Regions from separate parts of the Homo sapiens genome. Here region 2 is linked to region 1. The links are chromatin loops, found by intact Hi-C in ENCODE. Cell type or tissue: CD4-positive, alpha-beta T cell. All regions are shown on one strand.

Region 1 (2,500 bases):
AAATGTAGCCAATGTAAAATAAATTGTAAATGTAAAAAATAATAATAATAATTATGTGGCTCTGATCCTGGAGCATCTGAAGAAACTCTTGGAGCCTGGGGCAATTATATACAAGCTCAGAGATCTAGGTCATGCTTTGGAGACAATTCAGATAGCCTTCTGGATATGTGAGTGTTCTAGGGAATGGATGTTTGTTTCTTTGAAACCAAAGGCTCCCGTAATTACCTGCACATTTGGTCTGTTTCTTTTAGTTGCACCTTCAAATGACAAGTAAGACAAAGAAGCTGGCTCACTCCCTCCAACATCAACTTTGAATATATCTCCAGATTTAGCTGTCACTATGCCAATCACATGGTCTCCTTTTACTGGAACATACTACAAAAAGAAACAGAATGAAAAAACAGCCATAAATGACAAGATACCATTGGAAGATACCTTCAGCAAGTCCTTTGTGGTTACTTTATTGTCATTAAAGAGAAATCTGATCAAATGCCACTTTCGGTAAAAGAAAATCACTTCATAAAGTGCCGGGTGTGCAGCTTCTGGTAGTCTGTTAATTGAGTCCAAACTCCATTATCTCTTAGGCACCCCAACCAGTAAGTCTCTAGCTTTGTGGCATAAGTCCAGTGGCAAAGGAATCCTTACAACCAAGGAAGCCCATTCCATAGACAATTTTTTCTATATGAAATTCTTACCTGTTCTAGGAGAAATTAACTCCCTATGACATCCACTCATTGAGCCTAGTCCTGCCCTCTGAGACTCCAAACGGCAGGCCTGCTGTGGGGTTTTGAAGACTATAATCATGACTCACGGTCTCCAAACGTTTTTCTCTCCTGGTCGCCCTTCTCAGGCTATGTTCCTATTGTTCACGGTCCCTCTAAAGGACATGCAGAAGTGGGCACAAGACTACGGTGGCTCTAGGTTTGCCTGAACAAAAGAGGGCCTCAGGGTCCCTCTCTTCTTTTGGGAGGTCTTCTCAAAGCAGGGCTACCACTCTCACTGCCGCACCACCCCTCCGGAGTCCCAGCTCACCCGCTTCTGCTGAGAGTCCACCCAGTAAACACCGCCGCCGCTGCCACTGCCGGGCTCCTTGTGACGGAGGCGGCCGCACTTGGTGACCAGCAGGCGGTCCCCACAGCGCCGAAGGCCCGGACCGCATACAACGCGCACCCGCGAGCACGCTCTAGCATTCAGGCTCAACGGTCGCTCCACTGCACCCCCAGGGCCTTCCGCGTCCTCCTGTTCCGGCAGGAGCAGCTCCTCACCCGGGAGCACCACCTGACCTAGTACTGTGCGTGCAGCGCGCGCCCTGCTGCCCGCGAGAGATTCAGCCGCGACAGACGCAGGTTCGGCCATCGCGGGCTCCACCAAACACCGTTTCCGGTACCCGCCTTCCGCTTCCGCTCCGCTTCCAACACCCGCCCTTGAGGACTTTCCGTTTCCGGCAGTAGCGGTCCGTTGGATTCGGACCAGTTTATGAAGCTTGATGGCCGTCAGCTCACGGGTCCCTGTCCAAGGTGGCAGTGATTGTGGCCGGCCACCTATCTGACAGCCTGGCCGCGGGTCGGTATGAAAACCGCGCAGCTTGGTCCATCGAAAAGCCTCCACTTCCAGTGTCTCGGGTCGCGTGTTTTGTGACCGGTCGCATCGTGGGGATACGAGATACTTCCACTTAAGAGTTTCTTGGGATCTCTGGAAGCTGAGCAGAGGGGCTTTGAAAATTGGACGCTGGGGCCGGGCGCGGTGGCTCACGCCTGTAATCCCAGAAGTTTGGGAGGCCGAGGCGGGTGGATCATTTGAGGTCAGGAGTTCAAGACCAGCCTGGCCACCATGGTGAAACCCTGTCTCTACTAAAAATACAAAAATTAGCCGGGCGTGGTGGCACGCACGTGTAATCCCAGCTACTCGGAAGGCTGAGACAGGAGAATCACTTGAACCTAGGAGGCGGAGGTTACAGTGAGCCTAGATGGTGCCACTGCACTCCAGTCTGGAGGACAGAGTGAGACCCTGTCAAAAAAAAAAAAAAAAGGGAAATTGGACGCTAGGTGGGTTCATGGGACCTTCTTTCCGACTCCGCCCTCAGAAGAGTGGCTGACCTTTTAACAGGAAAAGTAGTTTTTTTCAAAATAAATAAAACCTTCTTGGTTGTTAGAGATCTAGTCACATTTAGAAAACACAGAGAAAAATAAAAGAAGAAAATAAACGATGTTTTAATCTTGCCCGTTTTTCTCCCTTGCTACACTGTAGTTCTGATTCTTTAGAGCCCAAGGTGTGGCATGAAATAGGTAATACCTGATGAATGAACGAATGTATTCCTTTGGTGTGTATTTCTCCCTAGACTTTTTCCCCCTGCAAATATACATATTTCACATGCTTCCGATAGCCCTACATGGCCTGGAATATCAGTAACTCAAATTTCCCTGGAGCACACTTAGTTGCGCACGTGAGAAGCAGTTGAATTCCAAACCCAAAGAGATTCCAATCATCTATCTGACTTTGG
Region 2 (2,500 bases), 200 kb before region 1:
AATGGGAAATAACTAAAGATACAGACGCAAAAAGTTTTCTCAACAAAAATGGCCCAATAGATGGCCCTTTGGCAAAGTTCAACATCAACAAGCTCCACTCCAGGCCTTTAATCCATGTTAGTTCCCAATTTTTAAGTGTGAGCAGACAACCAAGGAAAGCATCTAACATGAAACAAAAAAAGAGAAAAGCAATTACAGATAAAATAGAATATAAAGGAAAAAGAAAACATTAAAAGTACTATTGTTCTAAAAAGAGAGCAGAAGGAAAAAGAAGGGGAGGAAATCAATAAAAACCTATAAGCATTCATTGGTGGATGCTACAAATTAATACGACTGAACTCATGGAGACAGAGTAGAATGATGGTTACCAGAGGCTAGGAAAGGTTAGGGAAGGAATGCAGGGATGGCTAATGGGTACAAAAATATAGTTAGATGTAATGAATAAGTTCTAGTATTTGATAGCATAATGGGTGATTACAGTCAATAATAATTTACTGTACATCTAAAAATAACTAAAAGTATAACTGGAATGTTTGTAACATAAATAAATTATAAATGAGGTGACAGATAATCCCGTTATCCTGATGTGATTATTAGGTACTGTATGCCTGTATCAAAATATCTCATGCACCCCATAAATATATACACTTACATACCCATAAAAAATAATAAAATTATTTTAAAACCTACAAAATTTGAGAAATAAAGATACAAGTTTCAAGTTTAAATAGGTTCACCAAGTGCCCACCACAGTGTATTAAAATAAACACACACTAAATGATGTCATCATGGAATATAAGCATACTAGGAACAAAGATCCTTGTTTCTCAGGAAGAAATACTTAGTCCCACAAAAAAATCAGGAATCAGAATGATTTCAGATTTCTCAGCAGCAACACTGAAAGCTAGAGGCTTTGCTTTAAAATTCTGAAGGAAAATGATTGCTAATCTAGAACCCTATATTCATCAAACTATAGAATAAAGACATTTTTAAGGCCAGGCACAGTGGCTCATGCCTATAATCCCAGCACTTTGGGAGGCTGAGGTGGGCAGATTACCTGAGGTCAGGAGTTCGAGACCAGCCTGGCCAACATGGCAAAACCCTGTCTCTACTAAAAATACAAAAATTAGCCAGGCGTGGTGGCACGTGCCTGTAATCCCAGCTACTTGGGAGGCTAAGGCAGGAAAATCGCTTGAACTGGGAGGTGGAGGTTGCAGTGAGCCAAGATCATGCCACTGCACTCTAGCCTAGTTGACAGAGCAAGACTCCGTGTTAAAAAAAAAAAAAAAAAAAAAAAAAAAGACATTTTTAGACCAGCAAGGTCATTCACCTCCTATGCCACCTTTCTCAGGAGGACACTGCCAGAGAAAACAGGCTCCATCAAACAAGGGAGTAAACCAAGACACTAGGTAACAGAAAACGAGATATAATAAGAGAGAAGAAAAGGAATTCCCGGACAATAGTGAAGGGAGTTCCCAGAATACAGTCACATATCAGGCATAGAGAAGGGAGTTCCCAGAATATAGCCACACACATCAGGCATAGAAGGCTATCAGTCCAGTCAGGGGCGGGTCAGAAGACTCCAGGAAACGCTTACTCAGGAAAATGAAACAGAGTACCTAATAAAGCTGATTGCTGTGAATGATTTAGATAAATGGCAAAAAGTTTAGTTGATTTAGTGGAAATTCCATAGAAAAACCAAGCCTAGAAAAAAACAAAAAGATACACAGCAAAAGAAAACCAGGTACTATACTCAGAATCCTAATGATACTAATCTACTCAAGATCACACTACGTTATCCTTTGGAAGGAAGAGATGACAAGATACGTGTGAGTGATGGCGCTAAGGACAGGAAAGAGACCTAAATCCCAATCACGACCGTCACATTATTTAGAGACCAAAAGGTAAATACCAATAAAATCAGCTAAAAAGAGGTGTATGTAGTTGCTCCTGGGGAGAAGGTTAAGGACTATCCCCCCTCCACTCAACAAACTTGGAGAACTATTTGGCTTAAAAATATAGTACTTTTTCCTTTGGTAGTATTAATATTTCATATACTCAGCATCAAGCAGTAATGCTACCTTTCATTAAGACTGCCTGGCAATAAAACACAATGACACTTCATCAGGATTGGCAAATTCTCTAGTCCAAAACAAGATGAACTTACTGAAGCTTGCAATAATCTCAATATAATACAAGTCTCACTAGTGATTGTTGGTTTGCAGCAAAAAGTAGGATAAGAAAAATAGAAACCCAACTTTTCTTAATTGATATGTTTATTAAAAACATAGACTAATAATGATCCTGTGCTTAAATGTCATTGTGGTTGTGTGCTGATTTCCACAAAACATAATATAAGAGACTCTTCACAAATACACTCTGGGCAGAAGAAAAAGGTAAACAGAAATGACTGACAAGACAGTGCCATTTCAGACACAGCTCCCTTAATACTTGCTAGAAAACGGAGTTTGACATTATTTACAATTATACCAGTATTGTC

The links. Hi-C counts contacts between places; a loop is a spot of excess contacts. Peaks named below come from ENCODE experiments on the same cell type or tissue, not always from the same donor. Only the 100,000 strongest peaks of a DNase experiment are listed, where the experiment ranks them.
Region 2: it touches region 1 in a loop (3-fold over the local background); 32 of 110 quality-filtered maps call a loop at or near these places.

Annotation. Positions count from the first base shown.
Region 1 is chr9:37,783,689-37,786,188 of GRCh38, forward strand. It overlaps EXOSC3 (exosome component 3), which reads right to left and starts at 1,376. Exons shown (of 4, transcript NM_016042.4): 1 at 1,033-1,376; 2 at 226-375. The coding sequence starts at 1,356. RefSeq lists enhancers at 1,059-1,118, 1,116-1,631, 1,129-1,268. In CD4-positive, alpha-beta T cell, no CTCF peak of the experiment used is centred here; DNase peaks (open chromatin) are centred at 1,373 and 2,033; H3K4me3 peaks cover 1,950 bases; H3K27ac peaks cover 1,967 bases.
Region 2 is chr9:37,586,155-37,588,654 of GRCh38, forward strand. TOMM5 (translocase of outer mitochondrial membrane 5) reads right to left here. Exons shown (of 2, transcript NM_001001790.3): 2 at 2,259-2,500. Among named protein-coding and RNA genes, the nearest start is that of TOMM5, 5.2 kb to the right of the region's middle. In CD4-positive, alpha-beta T cell, no CTCF peak of the experiment used is centred here; no DNase peak of the experiment used is centred here.